Regions from separate parts of the Homo sapiens genome. Here all the other regions are linked to region 3. A link is a loop called in an ENCODE intact Hi-C map of the cell type or tissue named here. Cell type or tissue: mammary epithelial cell. All regions are shown on one strand. Each heading gives the region's core, and the rest is flanking DNA. Links, peaks and the distances in the headings are about the cores only.

What was found. Hi-C counts contacts between places; a loop is a spot of excess contacts. Peaks named below come from ENCODE experiments on the same cell type or tissue, not always from the same donor. Only the 100,000 strongest peaks of a DNase experiment are listed, where the experiment ranks them.
Region 1: it touches region 3 in a loop (8-fold over the local background); 2 of 110 quality-filtered maps call a loop at or near these places.
Region 2: a loop joins it to region 3, with 9 times the contacts of the local background. A loop is called at or near these places in 8 of 110 quality-filtered maps.

The regions. Positions count from the first base shown.
Region 1 is chrX:108,394,110-108,402,305 of GRCh38, reverse strand. The region is part of intron 2 of COL4A6 (collagen type IV alpha 6 chain); the gene reads left to right. Among named protein-coding and RNA genes, the nearest start is that of COL4A6, 40 kb to the left of the region's middle. In mammary epithelial cell, for the core only: no CTCF peak of the experiment used is centred there; DNase peaks (open chromatin) are centred at 2,695, 4,135, 5,685, 5,905 and 1 weaker place; H3K4me3 peaks cover 706 bases; H3K27ac peaks cover 5,000 bases.
Region 2 is chrX:108,439,763-108,447,958 of GRCh38, reverse strand. It overlaps COL4A5 (collagen type IV alpha 5 chain), which reads right to left and starts at 8,121. Exons shown (of 53, transcript NM_033380.3): 1 at 7,753-8,121. The coding sequence starts at 7,833. In mammary epithelial cell, for the core only: no CTCF peak of the experiment used is centred there; no DNase peak of the experiment used is centred there; H3K4me3 peaks cover 3,702 bases; H3K27ac peaks cover 3,074 bases; H3K27me3 peaks cover 473 bases.
Region 3 is chrX:108,220,983-108,229,178 of GRCh38, reverse strand. COL4A6 (collagen type IV alpha 6 chain) reads left to right here. Exons shown (of 45, transcript NM_033641.4): 4 at 7,805-7,939. Among named protein-coding and RNA genes, the nearest start is that of ATG4A, 130 kb to the right of the region's middle. In mammary epithelial cell, for the core only: a CTCF peak has its summit at 4,300 (motif pointing left); a DNase peak (open chromatin) is centred at 3,648; H3K27ac peaks cover 248 bases; H3K27me3 peaks cover 131 bases.

The DNA.
Region 1 (8,196 bases), core at 1,196-6,195, 170 kb before region 3:
ACAACTTTATGCCATTAAATTTTGCTTAAAATAAAATAGACAAATTCTTAGAAGAATAACGATTAAAGAAATGCATTCTGTAGTTAAAGTTATACTAATCTTTTATGAAACAGATTATCTCAGTCTTTATACAGATTTTCCAGAGAATAGAAAAAGCAGGAGTACCCCACCAACTTATTCCATGAGATCAGTATAACTTTAAGGGGAAAAAAAGATAATGGCAAAAAGAGAAAGGAAAATTACTGGCCAGTTTCTTTTATGAACATAAATGTAACAATCCTAAACAAAATACTAGGAAAGTAAATCCAGTAGGATATAAAAAGGAAAATCTATCATGACATGTTGGGTTAATCTCAGGAATGTAGCAGTGGTTTTAACATTAAGACATGCATAAATTCAAATTACAATATCAATAGATTGAAGGAGGAAAAATATACCCATCTCAGTAGAGAGATTTCCCCACAATAGTACATGGATAACTCCCTGGCAATTCACTTGACCTCCATAGTGGATGAAACATTTTAAAAGCAATAAGCTGTGAGTTTTAGGTCTTGGTTTTCAGTTTGGTTACTCCCTGTTAACATGTAAATGCTGCAAATTTTTATTTTAGTTAAAAATAAAACTTATGTTGCCTGATTACAAAATAATATACCTGCATTGTAGAAAAATGGAAAAATGCAGAAAAGAATAAGGAAGAAAAGTAAGAGTACCCACCCATAATTCCACAATTTTTAACTTTTTCAGTTCATATCCTTCCAATAGATTTTATGTATGTGTATATATTTGTATTGTAAAGGAATGTGACCATACTGTACATATTATGCTATCGTAACCTATTTTCATTTATCAGTATCATGAATATATTTAATATAATCTCCCTAACAGCCTTATACATCACCTATTAATGACCACATTTTATCATATTAAATAGATATTATATTTTACTCCCATATTGTTACACATTTTAGGTTGTTTTCAACCTAAGTTCTTGAAAATAATACTGTGATTAACACTTTTATAGCTGAGGCTTTATACTTACTTATTTTCCTTAGGGAACATAACTACACATAAAATTACTATGTCAAAGGATGTGCACATTTTTAAGGACTCAAGAAATGACTATTTTCAGACACATATCTAAATATATATATGAACTTAATAAATAGTGAAGGTAGCACCTCAAATCAGCTTTTTTGGAGATAGTTGACAGTAATTTTGAAAAAGTGAAATCTGTATTGCATACAAGACACCACAATATACATCGGGTATAATAAAATCTTAAATGTGAGAGACAAAACCTTGAAAAATTCTACAAGAGAACATAGAGAAATATTCTCATATAAGTGTGGAATAGGGAATGACTTTCTAAATTCTAAGGATGTTATAAAGCCTGAAAGGCTAAAGAAAATTCTTGATACCTTTGAACACTTTCTAAATTTTTTGTGTCAAAAATAGTTCATGGAAAAAATAGTAGGCAAATGCCACATTTGGGCAAATATTTACAACGTGAGTAAAAGAAAGGCTTAATTCATTACTATATAAAGAAATGAAGGCTATCTTTTATCTGTGCATTTATATTTAAACACACATACACATTCATACACATACACACACACACACACATACATACATACATGGGCCTTTTTCAAAAAACAGAAGATAAGACTTTTTCTTTTGTCCTTTTTCACAGTGGGAGCTGGAAAAGAGATTTTCTGAAACCAGATTGTAAATTGCAAAAGGCATTTTTCTCTGGGGTTCAGGTGAGATGAGGCAGCAGTTTCACCCTGCTGTATTTGGACCCTAGATAGAAAGCATATTCCTTTTGTCATTGCTCTGAGATGCAGCTCTAGCCTTGAGCTAAGAGCAAAAATAAGTGAGCTATGAAAATCTGGGTGTGACTACTAAAATGCTGATAATTTAATCTATTACAAGCAAAAATGAGTAATGAGATAGTACCATCTTTATGTGATTTATGGCCAAAGTTTTTAACATTGTAGTAAAGAAGTCTCTTATTTTAAGAGACTCTGAAAGAGCGAGGAGAGAGGGAAGGAAAGGAGGGAGAAAGCGGAATTAAATGACAAACCTAGAGACTTCTATTTCCTGGGGGTAGTAACAGCAAAATATTTGCCCAGCAGTAAAGAGGGCAAAGAAATCACTTCTTAGAGAATTGTCTAAAGACATTTTTTCCTAGCAAATAATAATCTCTACAAACCTTCACCTCATAATAAAGGAGGCTCAGTACTGGCCTTCGGAAAAGAAAAGTTTTATTGGCAGCCATGTAGTCTGAATACAGAGTCTGATAGAAATCATAAAGCATGTCTTGACTGGTAGTCATGATGACAGCAATAGAATGGCTTTCAGGCACTAAAAGGAACACAGTAAACTCCCTGAAATTAGCCATCTCCACTGTCTTTTTCAATGTGAGACTGACAATACTTAGTTTACAATTCAGTGTGATCTCCATGTTAAACAAGTAGGAAAATCAGAGTAGGCTGGGAATTTTGGAAGCTTCTGCATTATCTGGGTTTATGTTCTTAGATGGGCTTTTCTATAGTCCCTTTGCATTATCAAACTTTCAAAATGGTTAATAATGAAATATACTAGGATGAATCATTGGATTATTCAATGGTGATTAAAATCTGCTGCTTTCCCTGGGTGTCTCATCTTCCTTCCAGCCCTAGCATTTTGTGTGTTGAAAAGAACATTGCCTGAAGGGAAAACACTTGCACAAACAGTACACTTGGAAACAATCCAACTAAAAACTTGGAGGCATGTTCCTGACCCAAATAGGAACATATCCTATTGTCTTTTTGCCCCAGTTTTCCCTGATTTGTAGTATTTAAAGAGTTGCTGTTTTGAAGAAATTACAGTATAATTTATACCAATCTAGAATGTAAATGTAATTGGACAATTTACAAATTAGATAGGTCTAGTACTAATGAAAGGCACAAAATAAAAAATCTTAGAGTCTATTTGAGACCATTAACCAGGGCAGAATCTAACATAGTACATTGAACTTAGTGGGCATTTCATACGTGTTTGTTAAATTAAACTGAATGAGTTCGTAAAACAGCATTCTCTCTATTACTGCCTTGCTAAAAATTCTTGCATGGTTTTTCATTTATGAGAAATCCAAGTTCAACTCCTCCTCCCCTTCTGTACCCAGCAGTAGTCAGCAGCTTTATTTCATACTACCTACTTATGTGCCTCCTTCACCATGGCCAGCAAAATAGATATAATGCCTCCCAAGACTTTGACTGGCCATACTACAAAAAGGATGCTCTCCCTTCAATTTATCCAAACACTTCACAGCCTTCTACTTACAGCATGGATTCCACATCCTTCTGCTTATTCTGCCCTGACACTCTAGCGCCAAAGTATTTATTGCCACTTTTCTCTTTTGTCTTTCCCTCTTGTTTGACTCTTACCAAGTATACTTATTGGTTTCTCCAAATTCGCAATTTTCCAGTCTTTTTTTCTCAGATTGTCAACTCTTAGAAGTGAGAAGTTCCTAGCATATATCTCTCTGTACACCCTACCTCTTTTTTCTGGGTTCTTAATCTAGGGTCTTAATCAAGGAAGGCGATCCCTTAACGGTCTGTGGATAGAACTATATTTCAATGTAACCTACTTTTTTGGTAATCCTATAGGTCCTATTTTAGTTTTGAATTTTTTCATTGAAGTAGAACATCCATCTAGAAAAGTGCACGAATCATAAGTGAATTTTTGCATGATGAATAGAACTGTATAACTACCACCCAGAACAAGGAACAAGAATGTTACCACCACTACAGAATATAGAACCTAACACATCCTGACTTCTGACACCATAGATCAGTTCTGTATGTTCTTGAACTTTAATTAGTAGGAATCACTGTTATGTGTTTAGTTTATGCATTTAAGGAATTGTTCTGAGAAGATGTCCAAAACACACAGACACACATAAATTTTAAAAGGTACAGAACCATGGACAACCTTTTAGGCTTTCCCAGATCTAAGATTTCTGAGTTTGATTCTTTACATAAAATGAGGGGGAATTTGCAGAAGTAATTGCAAAAGTAAAGTGACTCAGAATCAGAATCTGATAATGCCTAAAATAGATGGGCAGTGCCAAGGATTTGCGAAGATTGATTCATCATTAGTCAGTTCTTGCCGTGAGGGTAGGGTGGGGCGAGTACTTTTTGACCTACCAAATGAGCTTTAACTATTTTAACATATATTGCTCACGGCTTTGTGTTTTACTCTTTAACAATAATTTTAAGAATAGTCAGCTGTTTTGTGGACTAAACTCTCACATCGTCTAACACGGGGTCTTGAGTGTAAAAAGAACTCAGTAAGTATCTGCTTAACCATTTTGTGCTTCAGTATCTGCTTGGCCATTTTGAACCACAATGTCAGCTAATTAGCCTTTTCAAAAAGGTACATTTTTGTCTAATTGGTAGTTTCTACCAGACTTCAATGGAATTCCTTTGCTTGGTATCAGCTATAGAAAGATGTGTTTGCACTGAGGGTGGACAACACTACAGCAAGGACCTACATGTGTAGGCAGAGACTGATCTAACTAATCAGTAAAAACTGCAAATGAGCATCAGTTCCATACAATGTCTTTGTGATATGATTACATCAGTATACCTACTTCTCCATATGTGTTTTTTTTTTTTTCAGGGAGTTAGATGGCTCCTCTCTGCTTGTTCTTTTTGCCTAATATTTTTGTTGTCCTGAATATCTTCCATTAATTGAATGTCATGTTTTTATTGCTTACTTGAATGCATACAGCATTCAAGGGCTGTGGCAGATGAAAAAGAAATAGAATGTGCTGGTCTAAATCACCTAGTAATTTAATGACTAGTTTGAGAAACAAGACATAAAAAGAGATAAACAAAAGTGCACGCCTGACTATATTTAAGCAATAAATGATAAAGACATTAACAATTGTTGATTGTTAAGTGAGTAACCCACTTTTGGAGAGGATGAGGAAGGCCTCAAAGAACAGATCATCACCATCATAGCTAATTCATAATTTCTATGTAGAATAGGCTTAGGGTATAGCAATCTGAGTAGAAGGAAGGGTTGAGGGACTTGTCCTGAAACTGCATTTACATTAACAAACATACTGTTCTTATGTAGATTATATGCTTATTTATAATGGATCTTGAAGAATACTTAGGGCCTGGCTTAGTGAAGGAGAGAAAATCTTCTTGGTTGAAGAGTCCCAATCTACTGTGTGTATAACTGAATTTGTGGAAGATACGATGTGTAAGACAAGGTTTCTGTTCTCAATAATGTTGTAACCTGCATGGAGAGGCACCATATACATGAATAGAAAGTCATTACAAATAGAAATAATTTTGAGATAAATGTCATTTGCAAGTGCTAAGTGATCAAAGGAGAAAGAGAGGTCAGCATTTGCCTTGGTGGTCAGGGAAGCCTTCCTGGGTCAGGTGAAACTTTGAGCTAGGCCTTGAAAGAGACATAGAAATCGAACAGGCAGAGAAAGGGAGCTCATGTCAAATTACATTGATTGTCTTCCCTGACTTCACAGTCAGCACTGAATGAACTCTCTTCCTGTGACTCACCTTCTGAATGACATCATTTTATAAATCTTAGGTGCATCATGACTTGCGTTACTTTTGAATTGGAAGTGTTATCTCCCCAACAGCCTGTGGAATGATTATTTAGCACTGGCAGGTAGTGCTGCATCATACCTTTCTGTTCTGAAAGAGTTAACAGAGCTTCTATAGGTATCCAACCAGAAGTTCAGGCACTGGACCTAGACTTTAGATAACAGAAATGCCTTTGTGCTGGAGTACACTTAATGAGAGAGAGCACCTCTGTCCCGACACATTTGATGAATTCACTCAATTTGGGAAAACCCAGACCAGCGCACAGACACTAAGATGAGAAAAGAAAAGGTTTCGTTCACCTTCTTCATTCCAAGGTTGTGAATTCATTCTTGGGAGGCCTTGAAAAGGGAGGGTGGAAAGAGTAGGAGGAGGAGTGGAGGTGGGGGATACGGAGTTTCTGACCTGAATTCCACAACAGAGGAATGTGTGAACAGCAAGAGACACAGGTACAGGCTAGTGCTCTCACATACCTGAGGAAAACAGATTTTACCCAACTTCCACTCTGTCCACTCTGCAGACAGTTGACAGTGTGGTAAAGAGAATTAATAATTCTATATAATTATTTTATTTAATAACTTATTTTTATTTACTAATTTTATTTGTTATTATTTATTAATATGTTTTATTTCCCAGAGTTTAGGGAGGGTACCGTGAAAAAGGAGAGAGAATTAACATTTTAAAACACTTAAACACAAAAAAGAAATTGGCTGTAGAATGTCCAAAGTGAACAGTTTAATGCTGTTTAAAGCGGTCCTGGATCAGCCATGTTTAAATGAGGTATATGAAGAACAAAAATCATGCTTGTTCTGATTCGTCATAAAACTACAAGGTGGTTAACTGGGAGAGAAAATGACGTCAGCCCCTCTTATTATGAAGCCCTTTGGGAAAGCTAGTTAGATGTATTTTTTACTATCTTTGTGAGAGACCCTTGGGACAGAAGTTAGTTTCAGAAAATGCAAAACATCCACAGGGACAATCATAGTACATTTGTTCACATTGCCATGCAAACTGTAAAGGCAAATATAAACTATAATTCAGGGCACATAGAAAAGTTAAGGAAACATGGGAAGTTGATTCTCCTGCTTAATAAGACTGACAGGATAAACCAAAGTCAAATCATTTATATTTTATAAGCTGTAATGTTTTCTAGATATTGGGTTAAGGAAAAACATGAGATACCTGCAGTTATTGCATCAACTCATTGTAATTTTTGCTTATAGTTCTTTTCTTTTGAGATTGATAAATATTATCTGTGGAGATTTTTCTTCTCACCTAAAGAAAGTTCCTTTGGCTGATGGGGCACATTTCACGGTATACACAGGATCTGCTGTCATAGAGAATAGCCCTATAAACCCTCAAACTGATAAGTTATTTCAACTTTCAACTGTGAGTCAGAATCTGATGCTCCAGAGGTAGCATGTGGAAGATCACACAGTAACACATGTTTAGCTTTTGATGAAGAGCTTTATAAACTTTGCTAGGAAAAGGTACTCTTGCCCTTGATCTTTCAGTAGTGCATTGAGTGACAAAGACAAGCAATAGTAAATTGGTTGGGGTGGAGTGGAATGGTGATGACATTAATATAAAAACAAACTTCACTGAATACTATGTAAGTATACCATCCTAGAGAAAGTGGTATATGGCAACATAGAATCTCAGAACCTGTATTCATATGGATTATTTTTATTATTAATTTTTATTGAGTAATAATATACATTCAATGAAATATAAAAAAAAAACTTAACTCTTCTGCTTAATATATAAAACCACCTAGATCAAGATATAGAACATTTCCAGAATTGCACCAGACTTGCTTCTAACTTCTATCACCATAGATTACTTTTTGACTCTTCTTGAATTCATAAAAATGGAATTACATGGTGTAAATTCTTTTATGTCTAGCTTTTTGTTATCATCTGTAAGATTGTTGCTAGTAGCATTTACAATTACTTTTAATGCAAATTGATCAGTGAACAATTCAGTGATTCCACAAGTAGACGATAAATGCCTTCTACATGCCAGACATTGTGCTAGGTGCTAGGAATTCATAACCCAGTTATATATGGTTCCTGCCTTCAAGGAACTAACAGCTTTAGTGGAAAAGATGAACAGGCTAAAAATAAGAATATAGCCACACCAGCTTTTTTTGTGATTAGTATTTACAAAAGATACCCCTCCCATCTTTTTATTAGGTTTGGTGCAAAAGTAATTGAAGTTTTCGCCATTACTTTTTTTTTCTTTTTCTTTTTCTTTTATTATTATACTTTAAGTTCTGGGGTACATGTGCAGAATGTGCAGGTTTATTACATAGGTATACATGTGCCATGGTGGTTTGCTGCACCCATCAACCCCTCATCTGCATTAGGTATTTCTCCTAATGCTATCCCTCCCCTAGACCCCTACACCCCGACAGGCCCCAGTGTGTGATGTTCCCCTCCCTGTGTCCATGCACTCTCATCGTTCAACTCCCGCTTATCAGCGAGAACATGCAGTCTTTGGTTTTCTGTTCTTGTGTTAGTTTGCTGAGAATGATGGTTTCCAGCTTCATCCATGTCCCTGCAAAGGATATGAA
Region 2 (8,196 bases), core at 2,905-7,904, 220 kb before region 3:
ACATATCACACTGAAGGTGTTTCTCTAAAATCCTCAAGAATTACTGCTATTTAAAAACAAATCTTTATAATAAAGATTTAGCTAAGTGTCTGGGTGGTTCATTTATAATGTTAATTAGAAAGAATACATTTTCAAAAATTACTTCTGTTCCGTAGCTGCTATCATCACAAGGGGATGAGATGATGGAATGATTACATTTGTAAAAGAAAATCATTAGAGACTAAGACCAAATCAGCCAACCAACTGGCAATCAATTGAGCATCAATTCCATAGTCACTGTAGTAGATAGGAAAGAAAAATTAAGTCTGTCTCACAGGCACTCTTATACACTACTGATAGGAGTATAATTGGTAAAACCATTCTGGAAAGTAATTTGGCAAGAGCAGATCCCTATCACTCAGGAGCTTAAAGTTCAGCTATTCAAATGCCACCTGGAAAAACCACAATGCATAACAGTTTGTGACTTTGCAGAGAAATAAATTTCAATTGCGCAAGCTATAGGGCTGGCAAACAGGCAATGATGTCATTTGGCTACTGAGGAAATGTGAGGAGAAGGTAAAGTGAGTATGTTACAAATTGGGAGTGGTACAAAATGGATGGGGGACCTCACATTCCGTATGTACTAACCAGTTTAATTTTCTAAAAAGAGGGAATTGAGGCTGTGATATTATCTCCCCAAAGTGGAAAAAAAAGATTAAGAATTAATGAAGGGAAGTTTCTGAGTATCACTAAGGGAGAGATGAAAGCTAGGGACAATACTAGGTAAAGACACAGCCATTTAAGTGTAAGCCTGAAAGACAGCTACAGTGCAGGGGCTGGTGAGAGGGGTGGGGAAAGTGGTCAGAAGGGGCTCTCATTTCAGATGCATATGCACAAAACTCTTCTGGGGGAGGGAGAATGTCAATGAATTTGAGTATGTTATACCACTGTTATAGCTGGGAAGAGATCAGTAGGAGAGGTATTTGTGGAGGGCAAGCTCCACCTTCTGCCCAGGGGAGAAAAGTAGGAGGATATATTGTGCACAAAATTAAAATTTAAGCCCTTAAGGATGAACGGCCTAGGCAGTTATGGTAAAGACTTATTAAAAGATGAGCCAATGGAGAGTCTTTCTTCAGAATCATCTTAAGTGACCAGTCACAGAAGGGTTTACAGAAAGGGCAATGAGAATTATTCAACTTTTCATCATGACTTTACTTTTCTCTATTATCTACCATGTATGAAATAGGGATTGAGGAGAATCTCATGAGCAGGTTCTAGAGCCTTGGTTTAAATCTTGGCCCAATCATGTATCAACTGCACGACCTTTGGCAAGTTATTTAACCAATGTGGGCTTCTGATTCCTTGTATATAAAAGTGGAAATAACATTAGCTACCTAACAGGATATAACATAGTAACCACTAAAAAAGTTACCATAATTTCTCTGTTGATATAGCCTTTTTAAATATCAGGGTCTACTGTATGTATCAAAGACTTGAAAAATACTTATAGCGTTTAACCCACTAATTCCCCATGAAGGCGGCTGTAGCAATAAAATAATAAAAATATGGAATAAGAAATGTTCATGGCAGCACTTCTTACGATGGCTAACAAATCTTGACATTTTAAAATATACTCTACAAAAGTGAACAGGTAAATAAATTGGAGTGTGTATAAATACAAGTTGTATGTAATCATTTTAAAATAACGTTTTAAAACTAAGAATGTTAACATGGGAAACTGCTTGATAAGTGATCAAACAGTAAGAAATAAAACTATATGTAGAATAAGCCCAACTTACTTTTTTATTTTAACCAACTTTTTTTTTAGTTATTAGCTAGTGTTTATTTAATCAGGTTTTTTAGTATTTTAAAAATTCAGTATCTTCATGAAATGAAAACTTTACCATAGCAATTGAAACATGAATTGTGCTTAGAGTTTCGTGATTCACATCCAAACCTTAACATATCATTTACAATTCAAAAATTGTACTCTTACAAGTCATTGTTCTATGCCAAATTTATTTTTAAAAACATATTATATATATAGGAAAGAAAATAGTAAAAACAACAATAATCAAAACACACACCATTATTCTGTGCTCAGCCAGCACAGTTCTGGCCTGCTGGTAGAACTGTGGACATATTTTTATTTTCTTTATGTTTTTCAAGTTTCCAACATTGAGCAGCTGTTACTTTTGTTACCATATAAAATCAACATATGAATTGGTTGAATGAACAAATATATAGTTATTGCTTCAAAAGGGACTTTAATCAAATAAAAAGAACAGATAAAATGTCATAAAACAAAATGCCTATAAGACCAAATACATGCAGATACGAAACTGGGAGAGGCTAAATATTACAAATGTTCAAAGAAAGGTACAATCAGTATTTGATACTATAATAAGGGAAAGTTTCACAGGACTATTTAGCTATTCTCACCAGTATGTAAACACCATGAAGGGAAGAACCTTGTCTTTATTTGGTTTTAGCCATAGTGTCTAGCACAAAATGATTTTGTAGGCAGTACACCTCCATGAATAGAAATAGAACAGCATAAATAGAATTTTTGAGTACTTAGAAGTTGCTGAATAAATATCTGCTGAATAAATGTAAACATTTGCTGGAATTGAGCAAAGACTTGAATCCACAAAATTCTAATCAAGATGGAGGGCCAAAATGTGTATGCAGTGCTCACGGGATTGTAGGAAAGCTTACCTAGGCTAGACTGGAGGGAGTATATTATAAACTGTAATGAAAAATAAGGTTGGATAAGGGAAAAGATCATGATAGGCCTTGAAAATCAGACAGGAGATTTGAGAGTTGATGTAGTAAGAAATGGTAAGTCAATAAATATAATGACAATAATGAAATCTAAAATTGATTTAACATTTACTATGGTGTCAAATACTATATGTTTTACATAACTTTTCTCATTTCATCCTAAAAAAAAAAATATGTGAGATAGGTGCTACGGCCTTCCTTTTGCCAATGAGGAAATTAAGTCTCAAAGATTACTATTTTGCTGAAAGTTACACATCTACCAGTCAGATTCCATGTCTGACTTCAGAGGCCAACCTCTTGAAGACTCTGTATAAGACCTCTACAAAGTCCACAAAACGTGTGAAGAGAAATACCAGAAGAGAATGAGATCATGTATATTTATTCTAGGGTCTTGGACTGGAATCAGATGTATCATTATGAATCCATGATTTTGACATATATAAAGAGGGACTTCAAGAAATCGATATAGAAACAGGTATGTGTGCATATATACATATATTTCCTAGTTCTGCCTGCTGAGAGGGCCTAGAGGCAATGACACCTCAGTAGCAATAAGCATGCCAAGCACCCAGATCTTGGCTTCTACATACCATTCTCCAATAAAAAGAATCAGAGCTCCTTGGAGAAAAGATTCTGATTCCAGAGTTGGGGCAAGGAAATTAAAAAATGAGTCTGGAGGCCAGGTGCGGTGGCTCACGCCTGTAATCCCAGCACTTTGGGAGGCCAAGGCGGGTGGATCACGAGGTCAGGAGTTCGAGACCATCCTGGCTAACATGGTGAAACCCCGTCTCTACTAAAAATGCAAAAAATTAGCCCGGCATGGTGGCTGGCACCTGTAGTCCCAGCTACTTGGGAGGCTGAGGCAGGAGAATGGTGTGAACCCGGGAGGCAGAGCTTGCAGTGAGCCGAGATCATCGCGCCACTGCACTCTAGCCTGGGTGACAGAGCAAGACTCCATCTCAAAAAAAAAAAGAAAAAAAAAAGAGTCTGGAACATCTGTGGTGCCAGAAAGTAAGAGGGTGCTTAAAAAATGATGGAGACATGTTGAAAGGACACAGGAGCCAATTTGAAGGGGCTCCTGTTGGCCAAATCTGGGTTTCAGCAAAAACAAAAAGTAGTAAGAGCATAATTCATTATAACCTATAGAATAAAACAAATATTCATTAAGTCCATACTGCTATAAACAGCTGAATAAATATATACATTAAGCGTAAAGAGAAAGTTTTTTATTACAGTATAATTCAATCAATTAATAAATGTAAAAATGTTGAAAATTGAAATCAATGTCTGGCAAATGTCACAACAATAATTTATTCAAGCCAGAATCATCAACATATGCTAAAATTAGTGGGCAAATATATGATGAGAAACAGGATATTTACATTGTCTCACAATATTGCCCTGCATAGTCTCACTTTGTAATTACAAAAGAAAAAATAGTGACTTTATAGTGAATAAACCTAGCAGACACCATCTTAACCAAGCTTTCAGGGATGTAAAGAGTCTCATGTCTTACATGTATAGACATCAAAAGGTAAATAAAAACACATGAAAAAATACAAACTCTTACACTGCCATGGGACAGATACATATATAGATATATGCATAAGACTAAAGATATATATCTATATAGTTTGTGAATAAAATTGGATATGATAGGTAGGCAAATTAGTACAAAAAAAGAACAAAACTAAATTAAGCATGTTAAGTAAAGTGTGTTACCATACACACATACCCGGTTGTTTCACAATAGACATGCTCCTGAAAAGTTTGGTGGACTTAAAATTAATGCAGTAACTGAGTAATTAAATAATCATAAGGCAAATCTTCCTTCAAAACAAATCATCTGTCACAAATTATAGTAGTTATATAAGTTGAAATGTTTACATATTGTGATTACATAAAATCATAAAACCTTCAACAGCATTTGCTTTTAGATTGCTTTTAAATAATCTCACTCTAGATACAGATACAGAGGTCAAACTCTGATCTTTTTATTCTAGGCCCAAAGCTATTTCCATTACACCATGCTGCTTCTCCTAACATCAGCAGGAAGACATGTAACCCCCATTATCATTTCCATTTCACCTCCTGTGTCCAAAAAAAGTGGCAGAGATCCAAATACTTTACACACCAGTAAATCTCTATAGACCACATACAAAGTAGGCAGTATAGGACAGTCATTAAGGGCAAAGATTCTAGAGTCAAACTGCCTGGATTCAAATTTTCCAGCTTCACAAGTTACTGCCTACATGACTGGATTTCTGGGAATGTATTCAACGTCTGTAATTTGTAGTTTTCTCATCTGTAAAGTGAGGATAATAACGGTATATGTCTCATAAGTCTGTTCTGAAGATTAAATATGATAATATGTATTATCATATTAGCACAGTGCCTGGCACATAGTAAACACTCATTATGTTATCTACATTAATAATGATGACAATGATGACAAGTTTTTCCTATGGAGCAATATACTTCATAGAGGATGAAGTGTTTCATGGCTACAAACAACACTCCTACCCTTGATAAATTCGTGCCGCTGGTCACAAGGAAGATAGTACGTTTAAAGTAGACAAAAATATCCAATCTACTGCACAGAAAACAACTTACTAACTATGTAAAATAAAACTAACATAATTTTACATACTACCCACATCCACAAATCTAAGTGCATATCCCACTGACAGTGAATCAGTACAGGTATAATTACCTTCACATAAAAATGTTATTTCCATCACTAAAAATTATATTTCCAACTTAAAACTGTCTTCTCTTATTACTAACCTTTTGGCATAGAGGTTACTTTATTCCACCTAATGAATGCTCTACCTAAAAAAAAGATCTTCCACATATTTGTGATGTACCAATTTGGCATGATTTCAGAGATAAAGAAATCATTTACCTATAAAAGAGTAAAGCACTTTAAATAGCAACACTTTTTTGATATAAAAACCCCAATACTAAACTACTCCAGTCAAAGACTAGCCCTACCACCAACCAGTTTTACTCTAGAAATGGTCACCGATATCTCCAGCACAAGTATGCAGAGCCGATATCATTCATATTTTTGAGCCTATTAAAATATTTATGTATGAACCAGGAAAAACAAACCCTTGGTTTTAATAGAGGCACAATATCCTAATGATAGGAAAAGGGGATATAAAATGTTCTTTAAAAATTATATAGGAGGAAAAGGGAAAGAGCTGTAATGACTTCATGAATACTCATTAGTTTAAGAATCCAAGAAAACAAGCTTGCTCTCAAGTTTTGTCAATAAAAAGAAACCTCATTGTTAACATAAATTGATTTAATATTAATTGATGTGTAGTGTTGCTATACATACCTGTATAGTTGTCATCTGGTGCAAATTTGTTAAAAGTAACATCAAAAAACATATATATATTTAATCAAACATCTACAAAATCTTTGTCCCTGGGCCAAATGCCAGAAACAGAGGGCACCAAGAAGATGTTTTTAAAATGAACTATTTTCAACAGCACAATTGCAGTTTTATCCAAGTCTGTAGCCCTATTGACTGGCTAAACCTTACCCCCATTAAGATGCTCTGCATCAAAAAAGCATTTTTAAATCATTTGTCTACTTTGATGGAAGAAAATTATGGCATGCATAGTAAAAATATTTGATATGCATGGTTTTTCAGCAAATTTGCTATTATAATTATGTTGTGCTCAGAGTAATATGAAAGTTAGTTTTCATACACCGGGTACACACCTTCAGAAGGATAGAAAGAGGACATGTGATTTGAGGCATGCTAAGTGCTATAGGGAAGCTAGACAGCTAACTTAAAAGTGGACCCAGATGAGCTGTAACATAGCAGCTGCTTACAAAGAATTGACGGTCACTCAACCATGTGAAGGCCTAAGCCATGATCTCATATTAAACAGTTTTTAAAACTATCCATAATGATCACTCAAATAAATTTAAATAATTTGTCACACACTTATTCTTCAGAGGTTATATGAAATTAAAGATGATGGGCTTCAGGCTGGAGAACATTTTCTCTCACAAAGCCATTCATTTTTTTAACATCTGGCCCTCATCCCCAATAGGACAGTGGGTGGGACTACCCAGATACCCTTCTAAGAGATATACTGAGGTTTGAATTCTACATTCCTAAAACTGAATGGAGCTTTTTGCTGCTATTTCACATGTACCTCCTCCCCCACTTTCCTTTAAACTGGAACACTGATTCTCCTTTGAAAAAGGAGTATTTTCCTTTGAATAGGTGATGGGCAAATTCTCAATTTGTTCAGATGCCTTGGTAGGTTTAAAAAAAAGTAAACAAACAAAAAAACCCATAATTTAGAAAAAACAACAACAACAAAAAGACGCAAAAGACCTGAAGCCTGAGACTTTACCTCACTCTTCTTGGTATGTTGCCTTAGCATTTCATTTGTAACAAGGATGTCAAAAGGGAAAAGGAGGTCAGTGGCTTGAATGACCTGAGGTGGGGGTAGGTTCCTGTTGCTTAAGGAAAGAGCAAAGGGGACGAACTTCACTGAGGCGCTAAAAACACTTTGATGGAAGCTGGATTTTCGAAGAGCCAAAATATTAAACTACAGACAAAATTCAAAGAGTGGGCTGGGTACAAGTAGTGAAAAGGTTAGTCGCCAGGCAGGGAAACACCCGACGGTGGAGGGAGGGGAGGAAAAGTTTTAAATACCCACCACAGCCTAGTGAGCCTTTAATTAGCGTCCCCCACTTCTGACTTTGCTCTTGCCCCCGGAGGAGCTAGCTGCAGGGAAGCAAGCAGCCCTATTTTTAAGCACTTAAACCTCTCCGTTGGACTTCAGAAGGCTTGAGTTACCGGTGTTGCAAATAACGTTTCTTCCTAAACATGAGAAAGCAAATTTGAATTCCCTAGTCAACGCCAAAAGGAAGATAAAGGGACCCCCCCCCCAAAAAAAAGGTAATTTCAGCGTGAAAGAGCGGTGATGGGCGCGGGGGAGGGGAGGAAGGACTTACCGCAGCCTCTGCAGGCTGCCCCCAAAGACTCAGGGCCAGTAAGAACAAGCCGGCAGCCAGGCTGACTCCACGCAGTTTCATTCTTCTCCGGCTCCCGCAGCTCCTTCAGCACCCGCACGAAATTCCCGGCTGGCTCTAACCAATTGACATAATCTTGAGGGTTTATATGGAGAGAGCTAGAGCCGGAGAGGGACAGTGAGGCTTGGGTGAAGAGAAAGAAGCTTTTTAAGAGTGGAAGAAAAAAAAAAGAAGAAGAAGAAGGAGCTACTCTTCCTTCCCCCCTCCCCTCCCCAAAGCCGGTCTCTCAGGAGAACTTTTCCCTTCTGTCCAGACTTGCAAACTTTTTCTTCACTCAATTCCTACAGATCTACTTTCCTCCCTCTCTTCCCCGTGCAAGGCCCCCCTCCTCACCAGCACAAGGGAATTTGAGTATCACTCCGCCAC
Region 3 (8,196 bases), core at 2,306-7,305:
TTAAAACAAAACATGCTAATGTACCAGATTAAACACCTCAGCATCTGTAAATTTTTGTAGGTTATTCTCTATTGCCCTTTCTTACTGATTCTCTGTGATCTCACCTCTGCTCCAGCCAGACCCAGGCTTCTGACTGGCCCTCGCTTACAGAATTCGCTGATTCCCATCAACATGTTGTTCTTCATGTTTAGAATGCATTCACTAACAGTTTGTTGGGTCTTTCTTTGCCCCTCTGCTCCCTTGTCAATTCACACGTCTCTGAATTCCTCTTGGACTTGTGGTATATACAGTATAATTTTAAAAATGCATTGCATATGACTGGTATGGTTTGGCTATATTCCCACCCAAATCTCATCTTGAACTGTAGTTCCCGTAATCCCCACATGTCGTGGGAGGGACCCAATGGGAGGTAATTGAATCACGGGGCTGGTTACCTCCATGCTGTTTTCTTGATAGTGAGTGAGTTCTCATGAGATATGATGGTTTTATAAGGGGCTTCCCCCACCCTTCACTCTGTACCTCTCTTTGCTGCCACCATGTGAAGGACATGTTTGCTTCCCCTTCTGCCATGATTATAAGTTTCCTGAGGCCTCTCCAGCCATGCTGAACTGTGAGTCAATTAAATCTCTTTCCTTTAATGCAATGACCTTATCTCCAATACTTTTTGTGATATGGCCTTATCTCCCCCAACAAGCTTAAATGTTCCTTGAGGGCATGGGCCATGCAGTGTGTTTCTTTTGTGTATTGCCTTCTCAGCCCCTACATGTATATTCATACTTGCCAAGCACAAAACTCAGCATGAGATGAAAAGTGTTTAATTAGGTTGGTGATGGGCCATGCATCATCTGTTTTCAAGGGATAACATAACTATAAGTTTCATGAATGCAGAAACTATGTTTTACCTGCCATCTTAACCTCTGTGCCTGGCACAGAGTAAGTGCTGAATAAATCATTGTTGAATGGATGAATTCCATTCAGGATGAGAATCAAAGCCATTTCACTCAGAGATCTCAGAGAACAAAGAATGCCCAGAAACTACATTAGATGTAGACCATTTCTGTTTTCAAAGGCTCTAAAAGGTATTGTTTTAAAAGTCTACAGTGGATGTTGTATGAACTTGGGTAAGTCCCATTCTCTTTCTGCCCTTCAACTTCTCCATCCTGAACTGGATCAATTCCTGAGTCTTATGCAGCTTTCTTTTCAGTGATTCTGTGATCAGATGTTTCCTGATTGCACTCTATTGCAACTATCATAAATTAAAGTTAAAATTCTAAGGTCCCCCCAACCATCTGAATGGATCCGTCCTCTTGGCTAGGGGCTTTCCAAAGCTAACCTGGAAAACTAGTTCAGTCCATGTTAGGAACAAGGAACCAGACATGCCTCATTATACTCTCCTCCCTTTTGGAGTTACTGATAGAACAGACTCTTTACGTCTGAGAAGAAACATTTACCATCTATTCTCTCCGAAGCCTGCTACCTGGTGGCTTCATCTATTATGATATATCCTTGGTTTCCACAACCCCTTATTATAACCCAGACATTCTCTTCTATTGATAATAACTCTTTCGACAAATTGGTAATCAGAAAATCTTTGATTCCACCTATGACTTGAAAGCCCCCCCACCCTGCCCCAGGCTTCCAGTTGTCCCAGCTTTCCAGACTGAACCAATGTACATCTTACATGTGTTGATTGATATCTCATGTCTCCCTAAAATGTACAAAACCAAGTTGTGGCCTGACCACCTTGGCCACATGTTCTCAGGATCTCCCAAGGGCTGTTTCATGGGCCATTAGTCACTCATATTTGGCTCAGAATAAATCTCTTCAAATATTTTACAGAGTTTGACTTTTTCCTCAACACTATTTAGACTTCCAAACAAGATACTGCTGTACCTGGGCCACTGGCTTCTCAGTCATTTCTCAATCATTTCTCCACTCAGCAAACATTTACTGATGCCCACTGTGTACCAGGCATAGTGCTGAGCACAGGTGATTCAGTAAAGAGTAAGACATAAGCCCTGTCCTCAAGGAGTTCAGTCTGTTGGGAGGTATAGACACATAAACAGGCAACCTAGCCCACACATTGGGTGGGGGTAATCATAGAAAGCTCCCTGGAGAAGCTGATATCTTGGTTAGAGCCCAAAAGATACAGAAGTGGTAGCCAGGAGAGCAGAGCCATATACAAAAGCACATAAAAAGGCCCTGGAGTAGGAGGTTAGGAGAGAGTAACGCAAGATTGGAGGTCACAGACCATTTGGCAGACTGTGGCAACACTCCAGGCGAGAGATGAGAAAGACTTGAACTAAGACCATGGGGCTAGAGATCAATGAACAGGTTTCAGTTAGATTTTGGAGGTAGAATTCACAGTCCTTGCTAATGGATCGGATGTGGGAGATGAGGGAATGGAAGGGTCATGGAGGACCCCTGAGTTTCTGGCTTCATCAACTTTATGAATGGTGCCATTTACTGAGTTAACTCAGAAAAAGGGAGCTGGTTTGGAGAATGGGGTTGAGGAGAAGCCAATGTGGTTCAGTTTGGGGCATGTTGGGTTTGAGTTGGAATATTTATTTGAATAGATCTCTTATACGTCATTGACTATAAGGATCTGGCACAATCAGAAGAGAAATCTGGGCTGGAGGTTCAGGTTTGGGAGTCATTAGTATGTAGATTAAAGCCCTTCAGGAGGAAAAATAAACACTGAGAAGCCAAGTACCAAGGAGAACCAGGACACCATTGCTATGTAAAAGGAGAAATGCTCTCACAGATGTGGGGTACTGGCATACATGCTCATCTATTCCCAAGCACACATCTCTGCCCCCAAAGAGGGTCGCTCAATGATGTCTGTGCATCTCCAACTGAAACTTAAGAGAAGGAGCATTGGTGCCCAATCCTAAACTCTCCATTTTGCCATAAATGATGCCTAAAGGAAAAAGGGAACTAATGCTTTCATTCTATCTGCCAGGTGTTTTATATGTATTAACTCATTTAAATGCTGACAATAATCCAACGTAAGAGCTATTATTACACTTCAGCCCTTGATACTCAAGATGGTTATATCCCTTGCCCAAGGTCACATAACTTAATTGGCAGTAAGGAGACTTCATTTAAAGTGTACCTAACAGCACTGCATCACCTTCTACAATACAACTGGATCCTTAGGAAGGCCTGTGCACACCCTTCTCCCTTCCCTGCTTCATAAATACCATTTGCATCCCCTAGCTTAATGCTTTGCTTTACAAATCCCTCTGGGAAAAGCAAAGCTCTAAGTTGTCAGTCATTAACGCCTCAGTGGGAATGAGTTTCAGATTCTTCCTCAGGAACAAATGTTAATTTTATGGGAGAAGAACACTGGAACCTTAACGGAGGTATAAAAAGGCAGAAAGGGACTAAGTTATGAAAAGTCAGCCCCCTCCACCAGTTTCACCGTCCTGTCTAGTGTGAGGCATATGCTTTTAAGATTCTTCGATGATATATCTACATATGTCTACTACTTTATAGGCAGCCCCATTTCTGGGTCTTTTACCCTAGTTATCTGGGTCTGATCAGAGGCCACCTTAAACTTCACACTGATCCCAACTCACTGTGGTTGGCAGGAGGCAGCCAGCCTGGGCTGTGGTTGCAGACCTGCGGTTCCTGGCCTTAAGCACAAGTCCCAACTCATTCCCTTGAGAATTAGACCCTGATGTGCATATTTAAAATCCTGAGCAGATGGAAGCAGGAGAGCTCATTGGAAAGACTTGGAGGAGTTCCTTCTGCCCTGTCTGGGTCTATTTGCCAAAATAAATGACATGTATCAGAACAGGGCATTAGTCCAAGCCCATTGAAATTCTGCTAGCTGTCCAAACAGTGATGGTGTTTCAGATTGGTTCTGTGAAATGATCAGGGTTAGGAAAAAAGAAATAATGTGTGAGCATCTGGCTGCTGCAGCCTACTGATGGGGACAGTCCCAGGGGCGGGCCCAGGGTAGTGGAGGGGCAGCCTCAAGGACCCCCTAAGACATCTGCCACTGGCAAACAGGGAAACAGCCACATACTGGCAGCAGGTGGTCTGTTTAGTTCCATGCCGTTCCTACTAGCTACGTGACCTAAACAAGTCCTTCCTCTTCTCTCGGCCTTCCCCCTTCCCCCCGCCCCCCGCCCCATGTATAAAATAAAGCCCGGATTGAATGGTCTCTAAGGGCCTTTCCTGCTCGAACATTCTGTGACTTCTCTGACACTGGTTTGATTTCTTTTTCTCTGTAGAGGGAGAGGCCCACCTACCCACCTGCTTATCTGTAGTCTCTATGTTCTCACACTGACCTCTGCTGGCCATTATGAAAAATGTCGCTGATAGTGTCGGGGTGGGAAAGGAAAGGAATTCACCACTGATTTAGTTAATATTAAGCTTTAGCTGTATGGGTAATGAGGCAGAAATCCTGTGCATTAGAGATGAGGAAAAAAGATCATACAGCTATAAGCACAAAGTAAGCGTATCTGGATGACAAAACAACCCGCAGAAGAAATGGGTCTGCCTCTTTTTTTTCTCAGTCACCTTCATTTGTTCCCGGTGTTCTGTGCCAGTGTATGAAAGGACATCCATGGATGGGAAGGCTTTTTGTCTCATATCCTATGACTGCAGGCTCCATAAGAGCCTCACACCATGCTGAGGGGACAGTTCTGGATGAGCAGAAGCCTAGAAACTTCCCACAGGCCCTGCTTCTGGCCCTTGATTCAATGTGAGAGGTTTCAAACTGAGCTGCTGGCACGCCCGCCAACCCAAGCTGGAACCTGGGGCCAGTCCAGAAGTGCATGTTCCTCTAGGGGGTGCCTTTTCAAACTTCTATTTGGAAAAAGAATTAGAATTTAAAAAATATATGTGAGTTCTTTAGGAGAGTTCCTTTCAGCTCTCTTGTTGGAACACAGGGGTCAAGAAATTCTGCATGCCCACCAAGCCAGGAGAAAGGAAGCAGGCTGTGGGACCCTGTCTTTTCTACATGGAATCAGAGTTCCAGTTAGGCCCAGCCCTCGAGTTGCCTACCTCCTAAGTCTCCTTGCTTACCCTTGCTGATAAGCATGTGCTTGCAAAGGTAAGAGACCAGAGGTAGAGGGTGCCAGTCCCTGTGCCTATGCTGGGTGCTGCTGGGACTCTTCTCTCTAATGGTGTGAGCAGGATGGGACTGGGCCACATCACAACCTGCTCTCTCAGTAGCTGTTCAGTGATTTACTGTCCTCTTCCCCTTCCTTCCCTTGATGTGGGAAAACTTTTGTCAGGGCTTGGATTTGGGTCAAGCATTCAGTGCCCTGACTGGATCCTCTCTGCTAGTAATAACATGGCCTCTGCAAGCCCATCCTGCCCTCCATTCTCCCATCAAGCAGCTCCCTCCTCCTCAACAGCTGCTTCTTATCTGCCTCCCTTGTCCCAGCCTCAGGCAGGCAGCCCTGGCCTCATTCTGACATACACATGTTATCCTGAATGCTTCTTGATGACTTTCAGCCCTGAAAGACCGCTCTTCTCCCAACTCTCCCCTGTTCCCAAACCTCTGAGGGTTCCCTGTGTCCTGCCACATCACGACTTCGACTTTTCTGCGGTGCTTTCCAGGCCCGCTTCAGCTGGAACCTTTCCAATCAACCTTTCCAGTGCGGCCCATGACTTCCCCCAGCCATGGGCAAAATGTAAGCCTTCCACAAACCCTCCATTGCCAACTCTTTTTTCATGTTCCCACAGCACTTAGGCTCTGTTCCAAATTTGTACTGTTTGCTGTGATTTTGTATGCATTAGTCTTGAAACCTAGGCCCACATTTTCTTTCTTTTTTTAAAAAAATTATACTTCAAGTTCTAGGATACATGTGCAGAACGTGCAGGTTTGTTACACAGGTATACATATGCCATGGTGGTTTGCTGCACCCATTAACCCGTCATTTACATTAGGTATTTCTCCCAGTGCTATCCCTCCCCTTGCCCACCACCCCTCAACAGGCCCGCATGTGTGATGTTCCCCTCCCTGTGCCCATATGTTGTCATTGTTCAACTCCCACGTATGAGTGAGAACATGCAGCGTTTGGTTTTCTGTTCCTGTGTTAGTTTTCTGAGAATGATGGTTTCCAGCTTCATCCATGTCCCTGCAAAGGATGTGAACTCATTTTTCTTATAGCTGCATAGTATTCCATGGTGTATATGTGCCACATTTTCTTTATCCAGTCTATCATTGATGTAGGCCCATGCTTTCGACCTCCTACTCATTGTCAACAGCACCCCAGCACTATTTTTTAAGTACTGCTCTTTTTATATTATTAATATGCATTATACACACATATACATATATACACACATATTTATTGATTTTGTGAAAATCCCAATAATAATAAATAACAGAACCACTGTAAACAAAGTTCCAACAATGGGAGGTAGGAGCCTAAAAATTGAAAGTTTACTCCACCCCCATCATTCCCAGAATGAAGCCTGTTAAACAGTTTGCAACCTATCATTTTTTGTAGGCCACATGTTGGGTATTGGAAAAGGTTAAGTGGTAGGTGGTGCCCAAGAGAACTGCATTTCCTTGGACAGAGCATCTTTTACTTCCTTGCAAGGGTCGTAGGTCTTCGTGGGCCTGATTGACACTCAAAATTATACTCCAAAGGATCATCACAGCTGGTGGCCACTTGCATCTCCAGTACTTAACTGTAGCCACAGCATAAGGCATCTGTCCCATTTTCAGCCTTTTAAAAAGTAAGCCTTGAAGGTGAACAGTAAAGGGCATGCTTAATGGGCTTCTTTTCAAAGTTTTTCACAGATTTGTAGGAAATGATGGACAGTCAGTAAAGGGGCCAAGAGGTGGAGATGGGAAGCATTTATGAAAATGGACTTTCTACCTGATACGGTGTTGTGCTCTCTGAGAGGTAATGCATATTACTAATGGTTTTCATTTTTCTGCCAAGAAAATTCAGTCCCTACTGGGATTTGTTCTAAATGATAGACCAGCCTGCCTGTGTTGCACCCACTAGGGTTAATACTCAGTCTGAGTCCACTTTAAAATGTCAGCCTGAACTCTCAGACTTAATTGTTACAGACATTTTATAAGCAGGGCATTTAAAATCCTCAGGCTGTTCCCTCTTGCTATCATAATTGATACTTAATAGATATTCTTAGGCTTCTTGTATTTTACACATTCAACACTTTACAGATTGGAGAGGAGAGGAGAGAGGGATAGGAAGAAAGAACAAATAAGCAATTCATGTGTGTATATGTGCATGTGTATGTGTGTTTTCCCTGTGAATGTCTGCTACTAGGTGCAGTGATGGAGTCCTGGGATCTGCCAACGAAGATGAGCTCTTGCAGGTTTGTCAGCCTGTAGGTTTCTGGGCCCACTCTGGCCCCCTGGGGCAATGTTCTTTAGCCACAGCCATTTCTGGATTTCACTGCAAGCACATGGTTGGCCATTTGGACGTGAGTTATAAAATGTCATGATGCTCTCCAGCGCTCTGTTCTTTCACTATTTTGACAATCTGATGGATGGCCTGGCATTAACTAGGAAGAGGACAATATTATCCATCCTGAATAACTGATTTCCTAAGAAGTACAAAGTTGAAGGATCTTGGTGCACATGAATCTTATTAAATGTGCTTATAAAATGTGTTCTATCCAAATAAGCTTAGCAATCCCTAAAATAGCCTTTTCTGATCCGTGTCTGGAACTTTGGCGTGCCTCACAGATCTCTTAGCCAAAATTATTCAGTGAAGTTATGACAGTGCTCTTTGTGCGTGGGAAAATGAGAAGTATTAATGCTAAGTCCTCTATTGACTAATTGCACTCCTTCTGTCCACCTTAGGGACGACCTGGACCAATTGGAATTCAAGGCCCAACAGGTCCTCAAGGATTCACTGGCTCTACTGGTTTATCGGGATTGAAAGGAGAAAGGGGTTTCCCAGGCCTTCTGGGACCTTATGGACCAAAAGGAGATAAGGTAAGACCAGCAAAGCTTGATTTCTCTTTGATGCATGGGCCACAAATGTAAAGATCAGAAGTTCTCCATCCCAGTTCTGCTCATTTATGATGTCATTCCTGAGTAGTTTGGTGCCAGGCTGCATTTCTGCATTTTTTTTTTTGAGACAGAGTCTCGCCCTGTTGCCCAGGCTGGAGTACAATGGCGTGATCTCGGCTCACTGCAACCTCTGCTTCTTGGGTTCAAATGATTCTCCTGCCTCCACCTTCCAAGTAGCT